Linked DNA regions of Homo sapiens: regions 1 and 3 are each linked to region 2. The links are chromatin loops, found by intact Hi-C in ENCODE. Cell type or tissue: MCF 10A. All regions are shown on one strand. Region 1 overlaps LOC100507336 (a long non-coding RNA gene). Region 2 has its middle 61 kb from the start of SLC22A23. Region 3 overlaps LOC100507336 (a long non-coding RNA gene).

Region 1 (8,000 bases), 93 kb after region 2:
TTTGTATCACTGGGAATTTCTCTTTGACCTCCATCCAGTTCCACCCTCATCTTTCCATTCCTTAGTATATCTCCCTCCGTCCCGCAGCTGTGCCTTTATTTAGCCTTTGGAAGTTGGCTGCAGGGTGAAGGCTTACAGGGTCTCAGAAGGATTTCTCTCAGCTGTCCTGCTTTGTCTCTAGCATCCAGTGGGCAGTTGCCTTATAATTGAGGCCAGCTTCACAGGTGTGTGACCCGTACAGTTGCACAGGGTTTTACTCTCAGAACAGCCTGGCGCTTGGTTTCATGCTCTGCTGGAGCTGTCCTGAAACTCTTCATAATTTTATCTTCAAACCTGTGTTTTATAAAGGAGGTCTGATGGGCAGTAGGACATGTATGCTGGGCCGCTGCATGCACACAATGAGCTCAGACCTGCAGTCCTGGGAGGCAGCCCAGGCGTGGAGCAATTGGTCCAGCCAGTTGTGTAGGTGCATGCCTTGGGGCTACCTTGGGACCCTGTTGCTGCCACCATTGACATTTTCTGGGCCTAGGTTCCAGCTGGGCCACCATGGGCCCCTGCGGTGCACCTATACCGCTGGCTGAGCAATTGGTCCAGCCAGGTGTGTAGGTGCACCGCAAGGACCCAAGGTGGCCAGGCCAGAACGTAGGCCCAGACAATGGCAATGGTGGCAGCAACAGCATCGGTGGCGGCAGCAGAGGTGGTGGTCATGGCTTTGGGAGAAAGGAGGGGCTCTGCACAGCAGCAACACTGGGACCTGAGGTGGGAGTCTGGCCTGTGTGTTGATCCTCAGTCCTGTACCGGTGGCATCTGCACAGATACCAACTCCCTGGTCTGAAAGCCAGCACACAAACAGCCAGCACTCAGGCAGTAAACTTTGTCAGTGAAGTATAAAATGAAAGCACACTCGTGGACATTGCAATCAAGCATGTCAAGAAGTTAATTCGGCAACTTCCGCCCAGGACCATGTCCAGCTGGGCAACTCGGACATAAACCAAACACTAATGCAGAGGGTGAGTGCCCTCCCAGCGTGGCTTCGGCAACTTCCGCCCAGGACCATGTCCAGCTGGGCAACTGCGACATAAACCAAACATTAATGCGGAGGGTGAGTGCCCTCCCAGTGTGGCTTAAATGCAAAGCCTGTAAGCTTCCCCAGCAGGCTCTGCCCTCATCTGCTTTCCCCACCTGATCCCTCCCCCAAACCCTCCCTGCTTTCCAGCTATACAGTGTGCCACAGGTTTTTTTGACAGTTCTTCCACTACACAGGCTTCGAGCTTTTTAATTCTCACTTGGTTACCCCTGGCATACAGGAAATTGTGGGAAATTGTCCTCCATCCTCCACATTGAGACCTCTCATAGCAGGCTGTGTTGTGGGGTGTGAAAAGAGCATAGACATGGGCCAGAGAAAAGAAGGCAGTCGCTTGATGAAAAAAACCTTAAACAAACCAGAAGTTCACGTGCCCGAGACTGGCCCAGTTATCCTTCCACTCACACTAAAGCAGGGAGTGGGACGCCCCTCTACCCACATGTCCCTCCTCACTCCCTTGTTTTCTGCTCTAAATTCACCCTTACTAGTTATTTTAGCCTATTGGAAGGGTTGGTACTAGAAGAGGGAGGAAGGGCACAGATATCTGGCAAAATCCTACTCATCCTCCAAGAACCAGCTGGGACGCCACCCCTCTTGATTCCAGCTAGACATCCCTATACTGTCGGATCCTATACTGTGATCCCACAGCACCTAGTGCCTTCCTTAGTTCCTGATGCTCACCATGCCTGTGCCAGGATGGGAACCTTCTACAGTGTTCAAAGAGGAGCTTCACTGCTTACAGCCATTCCCCTTCTCTCTCCTGTCTGAGAAGAAAATGGATCCAACTTTTAGTCACTTAGCTTGGATGTTTTCTTGTTCCTGGGAAGGAACAGGAGGAGAGAAGGGAGACTTTGCTGGAAGTTAAAAAAAGATTTATGTGGATAAGAAAAAAAATGTTTTGGAAAAAAAAAGAATAAAACATGTTCAGAAAAGTGGATTTTTAAAAACAGTTTGATAGAAGATTAAGACAATGGTGGAAAGATGTTAGTGGAAGACATATGGAAGTAATAGAGAAAATAGTCAAAATATGGCACCTTTTTGAGTGGGGGTCAAGCCCCCAACCAGCTGCATGGCCTGGTCCACCCATCCTAGGCCCCAGGCCCTGGGCTGTTCCTCTGGGCTACTCCTGTGATGAGATCACAGAAAACTTCTCCAGAGGATTCTCTTGCCCCATTGGTGCTCTGGCGCCAATGCAGCTGAACACCTGCGGGAGGCACAAGGTGAAAGATGGGTCATTCCTGGGCCTCTTGCTGAGCCCTTTCCCTAGGCAGGCCTCTCACACTGCCTGCATCCAGGCACCAAGCTGGGTAGTGCTTCTCTCTGGGAAGGAGGAAGGGGAGATAGTTCACTCACCAGCAGCCAACGAATTTTCCAGCTACCAACAAACAGAATCTATTTCTGTTCATGCCTTGAGATACTGCTTGGTTCCTACTGATGAAACACATGCAGGCAACCCCCTGCAATGCTCTGTAACATCCCTAAGCCCGTCAAAAGGTAGGGTCTTGGGGTCATGGTGGTTGGAGGATTTAACCTGAATTGCTGAGATGGGCAACAGCACTCCCGTTACCTGTGGTTTGTCCTTCAGGGGCAGGGCTTGTGGGTTCTGTCTGTATATCTCCAGCACCCAACACGATATGTGAAATAGCAGGTGCTCTATTGTGAGAACAGAAGAGAGGGAGGAAGCAAAGGTTTGGAAGGAAATTTAGGACCTGAGAAAAAAGGGAAGCATTGTTCTGGGCATGACACCCACAGGGATAGCTGTGTTCTTGCTTCTTTCTAATGAGTAGCTCTTCCTTTAGAGCACAAATGCAGTCAGGGAAACAGCAAACCTGCGCTCCCTGCTCCCATCAGATGCATTTCCTTCTGGCTTCCCCCAGTGCAATGACGAGGGAAGACATTCTCCTCCTCCCATGGTGTTCTGGCAGATTAAGCTGAATAGCTCCATGTGGGTATTAAGTACAGGTTCTAACATCATTTAATTCCACTTCCTTTTGACTGAAACAAGTTCCCAGCTCATACTCGCCCTTATCCCTTGAGGCAGCAAAGCAAGTCATAAATAATCACGGTAATAATGCCATGTAAACACTTTCACTGGGAAGATGGAGGCGCTGGTTTTGAATCTCCAGGATACAGAAGATTATATACAAGTGATGATTCATATTTGCCTCAGCCCCAACAGGAGAAACTCCTTCGCCTGCTCCCCCTACCATGGAGGCCTTGCAGAGTGGGAGAGCTGGTTTTCCAAACACTGTCTTAAAGAGAGAGCATCCATTTGTTTCCTGAAGTTAAAACAGTTCTCTTTGGGAACAGTTTGATTCAGTCTTGATTCTCCCTCTTCATCATGAGATGCCTTAAAAAATTCTTCCTACTATTAGACAATTTTTTTTTTTTTGGAGATGGAGTCTCACTCTGTCGCCCAGGCTGGAGTGCAGTGGCGCGATCTTGGCTCACTGCAAGCTCTGCCTCCCGGGTTCACGCCATTCTCCTGCCTCTATTAGACAATTTATTCTGTGAGGACAGGGATCATGTCGGTCTGTTCAGCATTAAATCCCCAATACCAGCCATGCAGCAGGTGATCAGGAAAGAAGAAATCTTGAATGTTGTTAAGTTCTGATAAAACAAACCAAAACAAGGAGCAGAGACTGACCTAGTGATTGAGTGAAAGAGGTTAAGGCTCAAACTCACAGGACTGAGAACAGAACCTTCCCCACCTCTCTGAGTCCAAGCTGCCTCTCCCAGAGCTTCAGAGCCCTCCTTGCACAAGCCCGTCCCGCAGCTGACATTCGAGACACTTGTTTTTTTCATGTCTAGAATATGATAAGACAGGCATCAGAGGCAATTAGAATCAAGACGAGGAGAGTGTTCTAGGCAATAAGGACAGCCCATAAGACACTAAATAATGATTCTTTGCACTTCCATGGCACCTTTCGTCTGAGGATTTCAACGTGGATTTTAATTTTAATCACATTTCCACGATGAGGCTTCTTATTAGAGATGGAGAACTAGACCTTTGCACCTGGTGCTATACAGACACTTCACACTCAACATATTCCCAACAAAAGTCATGATCTTTTCCCCACACCTCTTCCCTTCTCTGTGTTCTCCTTCTTGGCAAAGGGCACCCTCATCCACCAGGTCCTCAGGGCTGATACCTAGACGCCATTCTAGCCTTCCAGCTCTCTCTCCCCTCCCTTACTGAGGAAAATTGTCCACTATGTCCCACCTCCCAAATGCTTCCCAGGTTCCTCTTGAGTCCAGCCCCCAACCCTGGTCCTTGGATATTTTCCTAAAGGGCAAATCCCATAATGCTGATTCCTGTCTTAAAATCCTTCAAAAGTTCTCTATTGTGAATAAATTCAAACCCTTTATTGCACCATGCAAGTCTTTTCATGACTGGTCTCTGCCTATCTCATTTTTTTATACTTTTTTTTTTTAAGACTGAGTCTCATTTGGTTGCACAGGCTGGAGTGCAGTGGCACAATCTCGGCTCACTGCAACCTCTGCCTCCCGGGTTCAAGCGATTCTCCTGCCTCAGCCTCCTGAGTAGCGGGGACTACAGGCATGCACCACCACGCCCAGCTGATTTTTTTGTATTTTTTGTAGAAATAGGGTTTCGCCATGTTGGCCAGGCTGGTCTCGAACTCCTGACCTCATGATCTGCCCGTCTCAGCCTCCCAAAGCGCTGGGATTACAGGCGTGAGCCACTGCACCCGGCCTCTCATTTTCATCTGCTGCCACCTCATCCCTCAGCTGTTCTCCCACAGCACCCACGTGCGTGTGTGCGCACACATTTACACACTTGCACATACACACCTATGCCACAAGGTGCAGGCCTGCAGTTCCCTAAACTCCCCATACTGTTTCAAGCCTCCATGCCTTTCTACCTATTATTATTCCCCACTTATTTTCCCCATGGAAAACTGCTGCCCATCTTGTAGGACACAGCTCAAGTGAAATTTCCTCTACAAAGCCTCCTATCTCACTAGGAAAAATGGGTCATTTTCTTTTGCACCACCCACATAATGTGAGCTTGTTTCATTTCTACTGCTCACCATGCTGTGTGGCAATGGTTGAGTTACAGCCACAGCCTCATTAGACGGACGCATTCTTTGAGAGCAAGTCATATTCATCTTTATATCCCCAGCACCTAGTGCAATTCTTGGCATACAGCAGGGGCTCCATCGGTGTCTAATGAACTTTTCAACAAATCAGTGAGTCCCTTCCAAAGCTGAGCCAAAGGGAGATTAAACACCTCCCTCCAAGGACAGAGACAAATGGATGGATTGCAGCCAAGAGTAATAAATTATAGCCTGAGTTTAGCCTATCCAGCCACTTATTGAAAGATGAAAATCTGTTCTTTATGTAACTTCAAACCAACACCTGCAGGAGTGATAGCTGAAAGAACTTGTACCAAACCGGATAACAATGTTTCAAAATGCTGGTGGAGGAGGGGAAAGTGTCAGGACAACCTTGTGAATCACTGGGTCTCACAGTATCTTTTGACAAAGGAAGATGCCAAAATATTTACAAACCCGTAAGTTATGCTCTAGTCTCGCAACCAGCAACTTGTAAAAATAGATGACTCATCCACAGGGAAGCTTAATGGCATGGACTGAATTCATCACCTGCTGGGCCAGAGCGATGAGCAGTAATGGCAGATTTTATGAAGAGGCAGTTTGGAGGGCGAGTGGCCTGCTGGTAAGTAACAGAGGCAGAAAATCGGGGAATAAGGATGTTGTTCATTGTATTTGTTGACAGGCAAACAGGGCAGAATAAGAAGCTTCTTTGACTCTCGAATTTTAGCACTAGAAGAAATAGTGAGGATTATATATTTCAGAAGTTCTCACCCAGGATATCAGAACACATTCAGAGTCCTGATCCCAGTTATGAGAAAGGGCCACCTTCGACTACAAATTAGAAATTGCATTTTCTACCAGAACATTAAACGACAAAGGCTGTCTACACTGGGATGTATCAGTGGAAGTGTCTCCAATGTCAACATGGGTCATAGCAGAAGAAACATGGAAAACCACTACATCTTTAGTCCAATTACTTCGTTGTAAGAAGGAACAAGTTAAGGGCCAAATTTAAAGTGACTTATCCAGGAAATAATAGATGCTGGCGAGGCTGTGGAGAAGCAGGAATGCATTTACACTGTTGGTGGGAGTGTAAATTAGTTCAACCAATGTGGAAGACAGTGTGGCGATTCCTTAAGGATCTAGAACCAGAAATACCATTTGACCCAGCAATCCCATTACTGGGTATATACCCAAAGGATGATAAATCTTTCCACTCTAAAGACACATGCACACGTATGTTTATTGCAGTAATACTTACAATAGCAAAGACTTGGAACCAACCCAAATGCCCATCAGTGATAGACTGGATAAAGAAAATGCAGCACATATACACCATGGAATACTATGCAGCTATAAAAAAGAATGAGTTCATGTCCAGGGACATGGATGAAGCTGGAAGCCATCATTCTCAGCAAACTAACACAAGAACAGAAAACCAAACACCACATGTTCTCACTCATAAGTGGGAGTTGAACAATGAGAACACATGGACACAGGGAGGGGAACATCACATACCAGGGCCTGTCAGGGGTTGAGGGGCAAGGGGAGGGAGGGCATTAGGACAAATACCTAATGCATGTGGGGCTTAAAACCTAGATGATGGGTTGACGGGTGCAGCAAACCACCATGGCACATGTATACCTATGTAAGAAACCTGCACGTTCTGCACATGAATCCCGGAACTTAAAGTAAAATTAAAAAATAAAAAATAAAAAAATAACGTGACTTATCTATTGTCACACTCCTCGCAGACCAGGGCTAAGACCAGGACCTCATCTCCTGACTTGTAGCCTCAGGACTCTTTTTGCTTCTCTGGCTGATTTCTGCATTGCTTTTGCCAGCGTTCCACGGCTGTGATATGGACCACCTTGCATTTTAACAACGTTCCAAAACTTTTGCAGGTGGGACGGTAGGAGTTGGAATCTCCAAGTTTCCTTTAGAGCCTAGCTACTTTCTGTGCTACTTTTATAACATTAATTATTAGTTTTTGTGTAATTATTATCATTAGGATAAAAAACTTTAACCTACAGGTATAATATTAATACATCTAAAATAGTGGTTCTCAACTGGGGGTAATTTTCCCACCCCATCTCCCCAGGAACAATTTGTCAATGTGCAGAGACATTTTTGAGGTGTCACAACTCAGGGGGAGAAGTGCTGCTGGCATCTGGTAGTGACCAGGGATCTTGCTGACCATTCTACAGGGCACAGGACAGCCTCACAGCAGAGAAGGATCCAGCCCCAAATGTTAATAGTGCTAATACTGAAAAATCCACTTCTAAAACAAGTGTCAGCTGAGCGTGATAGTGCACACCTGTAAGCCCAGCACTTCGGGAGGCCAGGGCAGGAGGATTGGTTGAGCCTAGGAGTTCAAGATTAGCCTGGGCAGCAAAGGGAGACTCTGTCTCTATAAAAAATTTTTAAAATATCAAAATTTTTAATACTACAAGCACATGCCTGTAGTCCAGGGAGGAATGCTTGAGTTCAGGAGGTGAGGCTACAGTGAGCCGTGATCACACCACTGCACTTTAGCCTGGGCAACAGAGAAAGATTTCGAAGAAAGGGAAGGGGAGGGGAGGGGAGGAGAGGAAGGAAAGGAAGGAAAGAAGGAAGGAAGGAAGGAAAGGAGGGGAGGGGAGGGAAGGGGAGGGGAAGAAAGGAAAGAAAGGAAGAAAGGAAGAAAGAAAGGAAAGAAAGAAACCAAGAAAAAAGAGAGGAAGGAAAGAAAGAAAAAGAAAAAAGAAAAGAAAAGAAAGAAAGAAAAAGACAAGTGCCCTGTACTAAAACAGGACTCTCCTGGGTGGTTCCATTGGCTTAGGAAAGAGCTCCTTCTCTAA
Region 2 (8,000 bases):
AATCCACAAGGAGGCAGGCATTGCAGGGGTCTCACCCTGGGATGAGCATTACAGAAGGCAAGTGAGGGCCCCCCAGCACAAGGCAAGGTGGGGCCGTGGCCTGAGGCAAGAGAGGAGTCCCATCATCATCAAGCTGAGGCTCTAAAAGAAGGAGTTAGGCAGGTTAAAGGTATGGCATGGCTCTTGCACAAGAAAGACTGACACCCAAAGATGGCTCAAGGGAAGGTCAGGGGGAAGGCAGTGTTCACTGGGCGAACTGGACAATGACCTCAGCTTGGACCTGGGTAGCAGAGAGCGAGAGGGAGCAGGCTGGGGAGAGGCTGGGGTGGAGGCACCAGGGAGCCACATCCAGATGCACAAAGAGAGAGCACAGCAAGAAGCTGGGGCTGCAGACCAGAGGGCTGGGTGTCGGCCTCTCGCTGGTGATGAGACAGGCGGCTTCTGCGAAGGGCCAGGGATGATGGAGGGGAATTGGATCCTGGAGCAGGAAAGTAGGGCATGGTTAGGGGCTGATGGAGACCTGCAGTCGCATGGAAGGAAGGCAGAGTCTCAGGGCAAGGGGTGCCCAGCGAGCCTGACGCTGGGGGTGCAAGGAAGCCAAGCATCGGAGGTGACTCCAAGTTCTGGACACAGGGACGGGGAAAAAAGTGTCATTATCGAAGATGGGGTATACATCTTGGGAAAAGGCTGACTTCTATGTATGTATGTATGTATGTATGTATGTATGTATGTATATATATTTGAGATGGAGTCTTGCTCTGTCGCCAGGCTGGAGTGCAGTGGCACAATCTCGGCTTAATGCAACCTCCACCTTCCGGGTACAAGCGATTCTCCTGCCTCAGCCTCCCAAGTAGCTGGGACTACAGGCGCACACATCACGCACGCCCAGCTAATTTTTGTATTTTTAGTAGAGATGGGGTTTTACCATGTGGGCCAGGATGGTCTCGATCTCCCGACCTCATGATCCTCCCATTTTGGCCTCCCAAAGCTCTGGGATTACAGGTGTGAGCTACTGTGCCCGGCCCACTTAGTTATTTTAAGATAGGGTCTTGCTCTGTTGTCCGAGCTGGAGTGCAATGGTGCTATCATAGCTCACTGCAACCTCGACCTTCTAGGCTCAAGTGATCCTCCTGCCTCAGCCTCCTGAGTAGCTAGGACTCCAGGTGTGTGAAATCATACCCAGATAATTTTTAAATTTTTAGTAGAGATGGGTCTCACTATATTACCCCAGCTAGTCTGCAACTCCTGACCTCAAGTGGTCCTCCCACCTTGGTTTCCCAAAGTGCTGGGATTACAGGTGTGAGCCACTGTGCCAGACTTTTACTTTTAATATTTGCAATGTTAGCATCTGAAAGCTGACTAAGCTTGTTTTCCTAGTGTGAAATTCAGGATTTATAAATTCAAATAGACTTATGAAACAAATATATGATGTATAGAATTTGTCACTGCTAACTTCTAACTGAATAAATCATTGGCTTCCTTGGTAATTGTCTGTAATTAGCAAGATTATAAATCTAAATAATGTGGAAGTTCCCCCTCACCACACACACACACACACACACGTGTGCACCTGTGCATAGTGTCTAGAATTTGTTACCAAGTTGTAATATTCAGACTGCTGAGAATTATGGCAGGATTAAACAATGCTGAGAAGGCACAGGGAGTCTGCTCTGACCTGTATAGATGTTTGATCAATTAGAGCTCTGTCAGATGGAAGGGCGGATCCCAGAGGAGGGGAGCTCTCTCTCCTGGTCTGTTCAAGGTTTGACAGTGGAGATTGGGACACAGGCTGCATAAATGAGCAGACTGCCACTAAGGTGACTCAGCTTTGAGGTCACAGTCCTGTGATTTCCCAGCTTTAAAGTCAGTGCCTCGGACTCCCTATCATCTTCCCTGCTCCCCATGATCTCCCCCGCTCCCCATCGTCTCCCCCCAGTCTCCATCATCTCCCCCGCTCCCTATCATCTTCCCTGCTCCCTATCATCTCCCCCACTCTCCATCATCTCCTCTGCTCCCCATCATCTCCCCCGCTCCCCATCATCTCCCCCGCTCTCATCTCCCCACTCCCCATCATCTCCCCAACTCTTCATCATCTCCCCACTCCCCATCATCTACCCACTCTCCATCATCTCCCCCCTCCCCATCATCTCCCCGGCTCCCCATCATCTCCTTGGCTCCCCGTCATCTCCCCCACTCCCCATCATCTCCCCCACTCTCCATCATCTTCCCGCTCCCCATCATCTCCCCCACTCCCCATCATCTCCCCTGCTCCCCATCATCTCCCCTGCTCTCATCTCCCCACTCCCCATCATCTCCCCCACTCTTCGTCATCTCCCCACTCCCCATCATCTCCCCACTCTCCATCATCTCCCCCCTCCCCATCATCTCCCCGGCTCCCCGTCATCTCCCTGGCTCCCCGTCATCTCCCCCACTCCCCATCATCTCCCCCACTCTCCATCATCTCCCCCACTCTCCATCATCTCCCCCACTCTCCATCATCTCCCCACTCCCCATCATCTCCCCCACTCTCCATCATCTCCCCCGCTCCCCATCATCTCCCCCGCTCCCCAACATCTCCCCCACTCCCCATCATCAGCCCCACTCTCCATCACCTCCCCTGCTCCCCAACATCTCCCCCCCTCCCCATCATCTCCCCCGCTCTTCATCATCTCCCCACTCCCCATCATCTCCCCACTCTCCATCATCTCCCCCCTCCCCATCATCTCCCCGGCTCCCCGTCATCTCCCCCACTCCCCATCATCAGCCCCACTCTCCATCACCTCCCCCGCTCCCCAACATCTCCCCCACTCCCCATCATCTCCCCCACTCTCCATCATCTCCTTCCGCTCTCTCAACCACCTCTCTGCAGTGGTTCACTGCAGGCCAGCGGAGTGGAATTCATGGATGCTGAGGGAGCAAGTGTGTCTGCAGAGATTTCCTTGAGGTCAAAATACATGCTTTTAGGAGAAGTCACGTTGCTTTTGCAACCCAGTGTTTCACAATGCCACATTGCTCATTACCTTTTCAAAATCTCCCTGTATGAAGCTGTTATTTTTTTTTTCTGTCCTCTGCCACTGAGCTGTCATAGAAAGGCATTATGAGAGCTAATCCCTGTAATCCCCAGGGAATTGTCCGTTATGAAGCTCCGTCCAGGTCTATCTTGCTGTCTTTCCCTGGCTTACCCAGAGCACCTGCCTTGGTGTAATCCTCCATCGCTGCCACATGGAAGTGTTTTTTCCCTTCCTAAACAAGTTCCTCTTCTGGTATGGCTGTCAGTGGACCCTGACACAGCCTTTTGGAGCAAAGCACTTGACGGTGTCCAGAATTCACATGGTAGCACACAGGTTGCACTTCCAGGAGGCAAGGAGGTAGCTCTTGACCAGAACCCTGGAACTCTGCTCTCCCAGGTGACCTTGGGGAGCCATAGCCCATCTCGGGCATCCCTGTCTCCTCTTTAGAGAGAGAAATTGAACACAGTGATCTCTGAGGTCTAAGCAGCTCTAAACCTCTGTCTTGGACAGCTAGGACAGAATTTAAATGAGCATTTATTGTTTTTCACCCACCTAGTTCTTCTAGTTAGGTTACAGAATAAGGCAATTAAGCCAAACCTGGACCCGGGCAGTGCCAGCCTGGGGCTGCAGCTGTCTTTAGTGTGTAGCCTGGCTCTAGACCTGGCCCCCGAGCAGCTGCTTCTTGACACTTCCAAAGGACAGCGCTGTTCTGTGCCCCTCCCAAAGGTGGTCCTGCAGGACCCCAAGCCTATGTGAATTTCTCTCCATAACTCGCAGGGTGGCAGGGCACAGCACAGGACCCACACGCCACCTGGGGAAGAGGAAATAGGAAACTGACCACGGCAAAAATGAACAAGAGCCAAGGATACACCAAGCTGCATTTCCAGCCAGAGGGAACGTTTGGCCTGGGATGGGCTCTGTGGATGAGTCAGCACGGGAGCGGCAAACGCGGCCTGGCAGGCCCTGGGCCTGTTATGGAGAATGTTGAATGCCCTGGGGCGCAAATGAGAGAGAAGGATGGGGAAGAGAGAGAGGCTTGCACACCAGACAGAGGCAGAGAAAGAGGCAAGAGGCATATGGCCCTGATTTTCCCTGCCAAGAGCCTGATAGTAAGAGCTAAGGCCAGTCTTCAGGTGTGCACGTTGTTTTTTCACTAAACCCTGAGTCACTGCTGCTGCCCTCCAATACGCTGGAGGTGATCGGGCATGGGAGGAGCAGGGAGGATGGGGAGGTGCAAAGCTGATGGGCTATGGACCCTTCAGCACACCCGCACACAGCTGTCAGCAGCAGCACTCATTCCTTTCTGAGCCAGGCTGCGTTCATCAGCAACCACTGTGTCCTTTGCAGGGAAAGGAGCTGAGCCCAGGGAGCTGGCAGATGCTCTCCTCAGATTTTCACCAGCAGATCCCGTTGTCTAAGGACAAAATTACTATTTTGCCAGAGTATACGGCTTTAAAGCAGAGGGCTTTAAATACATTCCAGACAGAAAGAAGGAATTCATTTTCCCCTTCAGTACAGGATCAGCTCATCTGAGGACAAGTGTGCCCTCTCCTCCTCAGCTATGTCTGGAATTAATCTCCCAGAGTTAGACTGTTTGGTGCAAAAGAGAAATGAAAAAATGCAGTCCTAGGATGTTTAACTCAACAGGTGCGAGATTCTGAAGGGGTCTGGACATGTCTGCTCTGTGTAATTAGCAAGAAAATAGTCCAGTTTAGCAAGCATTTATTAAACAGAAACTGTGTGCCAGGCCAATTGCTGGAGCTTTCAAACTCACTAAGACTGACATGATCATATGCTTTCTGATGATTTTGGTGGTTTTCAGAAAGAAAGTGAATGTTGTAATTGCTTCGTTGAGCAACTGCTTAAATAGTCACTATAGCCTCTAAAAGAATAAAAATCATTACATTTAAATTTTATTTATTTTGTAAAAGACCAAAAATAAACCGAAGCTGTTGAGCCTTAAGTGAATGTTTCTTTACCACAAAGGATATTATTTCTCTAAGGGTAAGGAAAGAGATTGCAGATAACATGAACAGGTTGGGATTTTATATATGCATGCATGCACATACACATACAATATGCATCTCAATTTTAGAACAAAGCAATTGTCTCTTTCCAAAGAAAGAAGAGGATACTGGCATTCTCATGTGGCTTTCATTTCCCCTCCTCTTCGTCTCAATTTTAGTAAGTTATGTTAGAGTTGGTTGGACTGAATCCCCCAAAAAGGTTTTCTCAAATTCTAGTCCCGAGACCTGTGAATGTGGTCTTATTTGGAAAATAGGGTCTTTGCAGAAGTCCTTGAGTTAAGATGAGGTCAGGCTGGATTGAGGTGAGACCTAAATTAGTGACTGATGTTCTCATAAGAGCAAAGTTTGAACACAGATACACAGAGGAAAGAAAGCCACATGAAGACAAAGGGATGTTGGAGTGATGCAGCTACAAGCCAAGGAATGCCAAGCATTGCCAGCAACTGCTGGAAGCTGGGAGAGAGACCTGGAACAGATTCTTCCTTGGAGCCTCCAGAAGGAACCAACTCAGCCGACACCTTGATCTGCCTTCCAGCCTCCAGAGCTGTGAGACAATAAATTTCTGTTGCTTTAAAACTAGCTAGTCTGCGGTGCTTTGTTATGGCAGCCCTAGGGAACGAAAACAGACATTTTCACATTGACCAGGTTTATGTGACTGATCACATTCCGTTTGAGAGCTATAATTCTTATTGGCGTGTAACATATGTTGTATATTTCAATAGATTCATTGCTCACCACCTGTTTCCTTAGGTCTACAGTCTCCCTTTTCCTCCTCCCCACTCCCTTCCTCGCTCCCTCCTTTCCTCCCTCTGTCCCTTCCTTCCTTCTTCCCTTTCCTTGGCTATATGTTTGCATAATTGCTCAGCCATTCTTTGCATCTAACATATGCTTGGGTAGCTCTCCCCAGACATTCTGTCTGCTCTGAGTTAGAGTAATTTGACATGACTCCTTCGAGGCCAAGCTGTTTTTCTCTATGAGCAGTCTGAAGACTGTTTCCCTTTCTGTTGGCTTAGGGGATTGCAAAGATAAAAGGAAAGAATTCAGTCACTCTGATTTGATATATTTGTTGGTCTATCTGGACTTTCTTTCATGAAAGGAAATTTTGTTAAGTGTCCAGTACTAGGACCAGCTCTGTCTTGCCCAAGGGCAGACCCCATTCCCATGGGGAAACTGGAGGGTTCAGATCTCTTCCCTGATGCAACTACTTAGTCCTCACAGGGGATTCCCCAGCTCCTTGGTCAGAAGAGGAGTGAAAGAAAGCTCTCCTCTGAGCTTGGCCCTCAGGGTTTGGAGGGTCACCAGTAGGGCTTCTGGAGATGGGGAGCAGACTGCTGAAGACCCTGCTGTGCTGGGCTGGGACTCGGGCCCCGCTCCAGAATCTAATGCTTCTTTCCTTGGCTACTGATTTTTGAAATGTACTTTTTGTGGTTACGCTCTTCTACTTTGTTGTTGTTGGGAAATTCCTTATGACTGGAATTTTAGAATGCTTGAGCTGGAAGGTAGCTTAGAATCAATCTGATCCTATGTTATGTATGACACAGGAACCATGGAACTGGAGCCCAGAAACGCTCGGCCTTCCTTCAAGGAGAGGGTGAGGTGATGGGATTTATGAATGGTGCCCAGAGTGGAAGCATGGACCCTGCAGTGGGACTGCAGACCACGCGGCACCGTGCAGTGTGCTTGTGAGTCTGAGCCAGGCAAGTCTATTACATTTCATCAGATAAACACAGTTGTCAGAGCTAGCTGGGGATGCCACAGGCAGTGTCTGAAGCAGGGTCTGGAATCAGTTGGCGGCTTCAGCCTTTACCCTGAGATGATTCTATTTGTGTGAACTGTTTTCTTTATCCCAATAGGGCAGTCTTCATATTAACCCATTTCTCCATTAGTTTAACCTTCTCACTCTTCCCGTATATGCCATTTGGGGGAGGAATGTTTTTAAAACCTAATAAGGTGAGTGCCATGAGAGCCCTACTGTCATCAATATTTACCATGATTTATTCATCACAACAAACCTTCTGAGCCCACAGCCTGCTGCTCTCATCCTTGTGTTATCCTTACACAGCCTGGTAATACAGCGTGTATTAGTCTTTTCTCGCACTGCAGTAAAGAAGTACCTGAGACTGGCCATTTATTTTAAAAAAGAGGTTTAATTGGCTCACAGTTCCAAAGTCTATTCAGGAAGCATGGCTGGGGAGGCCTCAGGAAACTTACAATCATGGCAGGAGGCGAAGAGGAAGCAGGCACATCTTCCATGGCTGGAGCAGGAAAAACGGGCTGGCGAGGTGCCACACACTTTTAAACAACCAGATCTTGTGAGAAGTCGCTCACTATCACAAGAACGGCAAGGGGGAAATCCGTCCCCATGATCCAATCGTCTCCCACCAGGCCCCTCCTCCAACACTGGGGATTACAATTTGACTGGAGATTTGGGCGGGGACACAGATCCAAACCATATCACAGCATAAGGGTGTTTATCCTCTTCTTTGGTTCATACATGGGGAGTATAGAAGCACAAAAGAGGCCTATTGCTTACCAAAAGACACTCGACAACTGAACAACTCAACAGCCCAACCCAGGAATCATCTTGAGGCACCAAGAGTCCCAAGCATGTCACTTCCCTCTGCAGACTGTGCAGCCCCTCCAGCAGGCTCGTCACAGCTCATCCAAAGCTAGGAAGTAGGGCCTCTCAGTCAGAGAATGGAGCTATTCAGTATTGTCGTTTGGATGCTTATGGATTTAACATGCGTTTCCACTGACAGGATAGCAGTTACTCTTGTTTACAGTGTTTTCCAAGGAAAAAGCTTTATGACTTAAAACTCAAGTGTTTTTCTACTTGATGTCATTGCGGCCACTTCTTGCGCCCAGCCTTAGAGGAATTGCTGGATGCAGAAGCGCTGCTGTGTGCACCACACTGTGAGCTCACGCAGAGCAGAGACTTTTCTTGTTATGTTTCCCAGCCCCT
Region 3 (8,000 bases), 74 kb after region 2:
TAGCCAGGCGTGGTGGTATACACCTCTAATCCCAGCTACTTGGGAGGCTGAGGCAGGAGAATTGCTTAAACCCAGGAGGTGGAGGATGCAGTGAGCCGAGATTGTGCCACTGCACCCCAGCCTGGGTGACAGAGCGAGACTCCATGTCAAAAAATAAAAATAAAAAACTGCAGTTACCTGAAAATCTCCTTTTTTCACTTTAATGATTTTTCTTTTCAAAAGTCTGTGTGTCCCGGTGAGAGTCACTGGTTTTAGGTAAATTAATGGTCAACTAAATATTTGCAACAAAAACATACCTTTTATTTCAGCTGAGAAATGGGAAGCGTGGCCTACAGTGTTAGCCGTGGGGCCCTGGGGCAAGTTGCTTCGCTTCTCCCTCAGGTCCAGGATTCATATCTGCGGAAGATGGGCTGGGCCAGGTGGCCAGGAGATCCCATGGGTCTGTGTGCTACAGGGCCTATGTGTTTCCAAAATATGGTCCTTTGTTTTTAAAAAAGCCAGGTGTGGTGGCTCGTGCCTGTAGTCCCAGCTACTTAGGAGGCTGAGGTGGGATAAGGCTGAGGTGGGATAACTGCTTGAGCTCAGAAGTTTGAGTCCAGCCTGGGTAACATAGTAAGACTCCATCTCAAAAAAATAAAATAAAATAAGTAAAAAGGGGCTGCCTGGTTACCTAACTATGGGAGTGCCTCCCACTGCATCTCCCATTTTGGAAGTTCCCAATGCATGCTCTCATCTTAAGTCTCTGAGAAGGACTACCTAAAAGAAACATAGTTAACCTTATTTAATCCAGAGTTTCCCAAACTTGTTAGATTCTGGACTCTTTTCTCCAGGTAATATCGTTGAACACCCCACAAAACTAGTGTTCTGCAGCAGTATGCTTTGGGGACACTACCTTACAGCATTGGGTATACAGTAGGCACCCCGCGAACATGTATTTATGGGCTTTGGTCTCATGCCCATGTAGAGCACTAGAACTCTTGGACTCCTCTGCTACTAAATCTACCAATGCACCTGTTTTCCAGTTAGGCCCCCGAGTCTAAAGAGGGACAGAAGATATTACTACCCACCAAGCTGGAGGATGGGGCGAGGGAAAGCCACAGTGGATCCACACTCCAGGCAAGAGAGTGCCGGTGGGAAAGGGAGATCCTAGGCTGCGGCAAGGTGGGCGTGCTCAGCATGATAGCAAGAGGCCGGCGCTAGGGGCCCACCATGGGGTCATCTCCCCACACAACACCCCCGCAAATATCTGTAGGGTTCACACACAGGTAAGTTTTATAGTCACATGTTGTTGAAATTTAGGCCAAGAAAGGCATCAGTCCTGCAGATGAGAAAAGAGATTCCACCTGGGCCTTGTTTTCCTAGAAATGAGGATGAGAACCATCCCACGGGGTGGATTTAGAGGACACAGAACAAGAAGGAGCATAACCAGTCCTGTGGTTCAAGCCTGCGTTTTGCAGATGGAGCCCTTGAAGCTGCATGGTTAAGTGGTGAAGCAGCTCTTCTGGTCAATGAACGCCAAGTCTGAAACACGGGCTCGGGCTTCTGACTCCATGTCAGGGCGTTTCCACGGCCGGCTCCACAGGAGGCTGCGTGACAGGGGAAAGGGAGACAGGCGGTGACCCACAGGCAGTCCAGTGTCGCTTCTTTGGCTTCTTTTTCTTCTTCATATTTCCATAGTCTTAGATGGTTACTCATTTTATTTTTAATCTACTCATACTTTATTCTTTGAAGGCATTCTTTAGTGAACCGATATTTTTTAATGCCCAGAAGTGGAAAAAAATTAATTTTTCTATTGTTCCCCACCCAGGCTTAAGTCCAAGACTATTAATTTAAATCACTGGCTTCTACAGGTAATGTACAAGGATAATTCTTTACAGATATTTACAGGAAAACATCCGCTCATTCAATGAATGTGTGCCAGGCACTGTTCTAGCCTCTGGGATTCATTATGAATAAAACAACAAAATCTCTCATCTTTGTGAAATGAACGCTCTAGTACAAAATGATGGCTGTAAACAATACGTATAACAAAGAAGTAAATCATCTTGTATGTTAGAACTGGGCTTTCCAGACCTTAGTGTACCTGAAGACCAGCTGGGAACCTTGGTAAAATGCAGATCCCGGCTCAGCAGGTCTGCGGTGACCGAGGCTGTGCAGCTCTGACCAGCTCCTGGTGATGCTATCTTGTCTGTCTGTGGTTCTCTCCCCACATTTTCAATAACAAAAACTTGGAAGTTGTCTGTAATAGGTAAGGGAGATTGCAAGGGAGAAGAAGAGCAAAGATTTGGGGGAGACGTGCTACAAGGGTATCCTGGAATGGGGTCCAAAGCTTCCAGGCTGAAAGCACTGCTGGGGCAAAGACTCTGAGGGGAGGGCATGACTGATGTGTTGGAGAAATGGCCAGGAGGCCAGTGTGGTGGCAGTGGTGTGAGCGACGGGGGAGCAGGGGGTGAGAGGACAGCAGTAAGGAGCAGTACTAGGAAACCACATGGGGTAGGGATGTGCAGCCCACAGCCAAAGCTTTGGTTTTACTCTGAAGGAAGTGGGAAGGCATGAACAATGTGGGCAATCCACACAAAGATGTGTACGTGGTTGTTCGTAGCAGCATCAACCATGAGAGCCAAGACCTTGAAACAATCTGGTTATCAGCTAGTGCACAGATAACAAAATGTGACCTGTCCACACACTGGCATACTATTCAGCAATAAACAAGGAACAAACTAAGCTGGGTGCAGTGGGTCACGCCTGTAATCCCAGAACTTTCGGAGGCCAAGGTGGGTGGATCACCTGAGGTCAGGAGTTCAAGACCAGCCTGGCCAACATGGGGAAACCCTGTCTCTACTAAAAATACAGAAAATTAGCCAGGCGTGGTGGCACATGCCTGTAATCCCAGCTAGTCGGGCGGCTGAGGCAGGAGAATCTCTTGAATCTGGGAGGTGGAGGTTGCAGTGAGCTGCGATCACGCCATTGCACTCCAGCCTGGGCAACACGAGTGAAACTCCATCTCAAAAAATAAAAATAAATAAAGGAACAAACTGCTAATCCATACTACAACATGGATGGATCTCAAAAATGTTATGCCATATGGAAGTAGCCAGATGCAAAAAAACTACAGATTGCATGAGTCCATCTCTCTGAAATGTCCAGAAAAGGCAAATTTAGACAGAAAATAGATTCGTGGCTGCCTAGAGCTTGGAGGTATTAGTAGTAGCAGGGATTAATTGCAAAGTGGAACAAGGGAACATTTTGGGATGGTGGATATGTTTTAAAACTGGATTGTGGTGATGGTTGCATAGGTCTATAAATTTACTAAAAATAACAAAATTATACACTTACAAGGGGTGAATTTTATGACATATAAGTTGTATCTTTTTTATTTTTTATTTTTTTAAGTTGTATCTTAATAAAGCTGTTTTTAAAAAAAGTTTTAAAAATGATGTGAGCTGAGGAATGACGTGCCCAACTTCCACCTTACCAATACCCCTTTGACTGGTTGTTAAAAACAGACTGCTTTGGGCAAGGGTGGAAGAAAATCCAGTTAGAAGGGCAACTTCTGCATGGCTGGGATTGTCTTTCTTTTGCCATTATTTTTGCATAATAATTTATGTAGGTATAGAATTGTGGGTTTAGAGTTACTTTCTCTTGAGTACTTTAAATATTTTTTTCATTAACTTCTAGCATCTGTTGTTTCTAATGAGAAAACTGAATGAGACAGTTTGAAATGTATTTGCCAGAAGAAAATTACTACTGTCTACTGGCTTGGTGTTTCCAATTAATAAGTAGATATTAATGTGACTCAGCAAATTGCTGTATGTCAGGAGGTTTCCTTCTTTATTGTACATAAAGATCATTAACGTACATATTTTAACATTTTGTATGAAACTTTCAACTTTTCTGACCATTTTTAATTGTATTTTTTTAATTCTTTTCATTTTAAGTCCTTTGAGATAGATAGCATTTGTTTCATCATTTTCTTTTAAACCATGAGGAAATTAACTGACTCATCGGAGATTGTTTATCCAGTTAGTGTTCATCCAGTTAGTGGCAGAGCCAACACAAATGATCAGGTCTTGTAGCTCCTGTCTGTACCATCTTTCCCGAAGACTCAGGTTATACAAGATCAGGCCTTGTCCTACGTGCTTCAGTGTTCTTCCTTTGATGCTGACACCAACAAAAAGTGTTGTGTAAGACCAGCACTCTGCTTCCTGCCATGAGTTGTGATTATGATTTCATCACAAAATATTTGACCTCCCCATTCATCATCTTGGATTAAGTCACTTCATGTTTCGTAATTCTCTTTTGTCATCTAAGACATAACAATATGAGTAACCTACCTATTCTGTGAACTACAGAGTCGTTGTAAGTGCAAAGGAGTTGGTAGTCATCTGACCAGCATGTGTAGACTATTCCTTCACATTCCCTCACCCCCACACATAGGTAATCGCAGTTTCTGAGGGTCAATCTCACACTTGCTCCTGCAATTTTGCTGTGTACCACTGCCCCCAAAGCTGCCCCGCCATGTGCAACAGACCCTCCCAGGGCTCTGTTGGGTACCAGTAAGGCACCTCTTCCAGAGCCCACTAACGCAGTGGGGGCCCCGGGGTTTTACCAACTGGTCCACTTGGCCCTATTATTTCTCTTCATTCTTTGTGAGCCATGTGGCTCCTCACTGGTGGCTGCTGCTAATATTTTAGACCCACCATTTGTGTCCTACACCTTCGAAACTGCAGGAAAGTCTCCGGGGGAGTGGGGGCAACGGGCTCTCCCCCCCGCACCCCATTAATCGTATCTTGCTGGAAGGGGCTGCAAAGCGGTGCTTAGGGAAACCTCTATTTCCACCGATAACCCTTTCCCTCAAAAATACATACTCCTTATTTTGCTGATGATGAAAACCAAGTTTCAGGTTGTTGAAGAGATTTGCCTTAGATTTCCTCTTGAGAAGACAGTAGACGGGAAATAAATCCAGCCGGAAACCCATTCAACTAACCAACACTGCCTCTTTGCATGTTTGTGCATGTAGGTAAATACATCCGTAGATTTATTTAAAGCATGTGTAAAAGCTAAGGCATATTACCTGTAGCGGTTGGTATTCTTGTAACACATTATAACACAAGGCAGCCAGAATTATTTTAATGCCATTTAATTCAAAACAAAATTGTTTAATAGGTGATTCAGTTTTATTAGGCTGATTAGCAATAATTTGCAAAAACTGTTTAAACAAGTCATGGAAAATAAAATGAAAATTTAATTAGCACCAGTGTCAAGGGTAAAAAAGCAATTAATATTAAACACTAATGTGAAGATACTGTTCTTTTGTTTTTAATTATTCAATACCACACTGAGCAGATTTTGATTATTTTTTCTTTCTGAGAAAATAAAAGGCTTTTAAAATTATACTTAATATTAGCTGTACTAACTATAAATGGTGAAACCAAAAGACTTATTTTTATTGTCAGGAAATCTAATAGTACTACTAAGAGGTCACGTAGCAATTTTAAATTTTTAAAATATTTGGCAACAGAAATCACCTGAAACTTAAAATAACCGTATGCCTTTCAGAGCTCTTTGACTTTGGAGTTTAACAAAGGGATAATCGAAACAAACCATTAATTTTCCAGAGTGGTGAAGGACAGTTATGTTGGAACATGGGCTTTTCAAGCTCGGGTGTTTTCTCGCATGGTGTTATTAGCAGAATTTAAAGAGAAGGTGCAGCCTACAGATTAAAGAACAGGCTCAAGAGACCTGATGCTTCCTTTCTCACATGTGGAACCTTTGTTGCACTCGCTGAACAGGTTTCTCAATGTGCAGCCCACAGACCATTAAAACCAGAACCTTCTAGACAGGTTGAGAATTCAGATTCTTGACCTATAGAGCGACTGAAGGGCCAGGGAATATTCATTTTAAAAGCCACTTACGGTGCTTCTCATCCATTCTGGAGTGTAAGAACCCCAGTCACAGAGGCATACTTGCTCAAAATGTCACAGGAAACCCATAGTGAGATGTAGCAACAGCTGGAGGAGGCAGAGTCATGGTTTTAGGCAGACATTGCAGAACACCTGATGTATATTCTGGATTGATCCAATGCTCAGTCTTGGGTGTGGGTACAGTTCAGCAATCTGCAGTATTAGGTAATTGCTTTTAAAGATTTCTCTGCAGTGCAATTTCTCCATCTGGAAACAAAAGCCATGCACATAAGTATCACAATTCAGACCCTGAGGCCCTCAGATAAAACACACCATGCAGTCACTGAGGACTGTGCTATCATCACACGCACCAAACCTAGAGAAAACCTCCAACAGACTCGCTCACTCACCAAATGGCCCGGTCAACAAATTTGGGTGGATAGGCCCTGTGGAGGTTCAGGAAGATTCAGCAGTAAGACATTTTTCTTCTCCTCTTTTTTTCCCCCTTATACTAACTGAAAAACTACTTAATTAAATCCGACTTAGTATTCACTAAGAGCTTAGCACTTAATTCAAATGCTTCATTTATCTTAGGAAGCAATAGCCAATAATAATAATAATGACAGCTCACATTGCTTGCATACTGGACACTGTGCGAAGTATTTTACTTACATCGTCTGTATCATCTTCACAACCCCATGGGGAAGGTGTCCTAATTAACTATATTTTGCAGATAAGGAAATGGAGGCTTGAGAAGTTACATATCACGGTCACAGATTTTGTAAGACGCAGAACCACGGCTGGACCCCACGCCTGTCTGACCTCACAGCTTACCCTCATTGTACTGCCTTTGACACAACTAAGAATGAAGTGGCTTGCCAGGTGCTGTGGGATTCCATTTGTAAAAATATGTTTTCATTTAACACATGTTTACAGAGAATCTGCTATGTGCATGTGGGGCAAAGCCCAATAAATAAATTCGGTTATTGAACCGAATGGGACTGAATTACAGTTCAAAAATCCAGAAATCCGTCGAACATGAAGCCCTGTCCTTCAGGCACAGCCCGGCCACAAGCCAGGATAGAAAGAGGAACTATAACTGTACTTAAGTGACTGTCCTCCAAGGCTGAAACATGCCACAGAAATTTGACAAATCGATAAGCTATGAAGGTCTGGTAGAGTGAGAAGGTAAGTCTGACCCTCGAACTGTGCTTGACACTATGACAAATACAAGATGATCTGTTGGAAACATTGGCATAAACTACTTAAATATCTAACCGTAGAGGATAATTAGATACCTTGCTGTTATGAATCCATAACTGTATATTCGCCAACTATGAAAAATAATGCTACATCGGAAAACAAGGTCTATTGGTGTGGAAAGATGTATATCCTGTGAGAGTGAGAAACAAAAAACAGACAAAGTGAAAAATCAGGTGACAATAGAGGATGTACACAATGTATACATTATCTTAATTTTGGAAAATCACAGATATAGATAAAGGCACATATGTCATGCATATATGTATATATGTGCATAAAAGACGAGGTTCATATGTGTTTGCAGGCATATGAAAGGCACATATTATGTGCATGTGTTTGTGTGACTATGAAAGGCACATGTGGTATGCATATGTGTTTGTGTGTATATGAAAAACACACATAATGTATGCATACACTTGTATCATAAGAGATATATCTGCATACATATATGTGTGTACGCATGCGGAAGACAATGTATATATTTTTATATAGGACACGTATGATGTGCATATATATGTTTGCATGCTCATGAAGACAAATGATTTACTCATACATTTGTGTGGCATATGGAGCACACATATAATGTGCAGGTATGTTTATATGCATATATCATTTCTGGGTGATTGGAATTGTAGCTGTTTGATATGGTTCATTTGCTTGTCTATATTTTCTGATGTTACTGTAATGTGCATGTAATTTCTTTTGCACCAAGAAGTAAACATATACAAAACTTCATTTGCAGAAGCACCCCAAATTTAATGGGCTCAATACCTTCCATGGTTGGGGACATGAATTTGGTTTTAAAAGAGAATTAGGCAAGCCATTACTGTGCAA

Evidence for each region. A loop is a pair of places that touch in the nucleus more often than their neighbours do. Peaks named below come from ENCODE experiments on the same cell type or tissue, not always from the same donor. Only the 100,000 strongest peaks of a DNase experiment are listed, where the experiment ranks them.
Region 1: it touches region 2 in a loop (3-fold over the local background); 4 of 110 quality-filtered maps call a loop at or near these places.
Region 3: it touches region 2 in a loop (7-fold over the local background); 4 of 110 quality-filtered maps call a loop at or near these places.

What each region holds. Positions count from the first base shown.
Region 1 is chr6:3,607,262-3,615,261 of GRCh38, forward strand. The region is part of intron 3 of LOC100507336 (a long non-coding RNA gene); the gene reads right to left. Among named protein-coding and RNA genes, the nearest start is that of PXDC1, 140 kb to the right of the region's middle. In MCF 10A, a CTCF peak has its summit at 4,913; DNase peaks (open chromatin) are centred at 5,240 and 5,580.
Region 2 is chr6:3,514,506-3,522,505 of GRCh38, forward strand. No RefSeq gene overlaps it. Among named protein-coding and RNA genes, the nearest start is that of SLC22A23, 61 kb to the left of the region's middle. In MCF 10A, no CTCF peak of the experiment used is centred here; DNase peaks (open chromatin) are centred at 3,006 and 3,976.
Region 3 is chr6:3,588,366-3,596,365 of GRCh38, forward strand. LOC100507336 (a long non-coding RNA gene) reads right to left here. Exons shown (of 4, transcript NR_187650.1): 4 at 5,125-6,170. Among named protein-coding and RNA genes, the nearest start is that of SLC22A23, 140 kb to the left of the region's middle. In MCF 10A, no CTCF peak of the experiment used is centred here; a DNase peak (open chromatin) is centred at 4,176.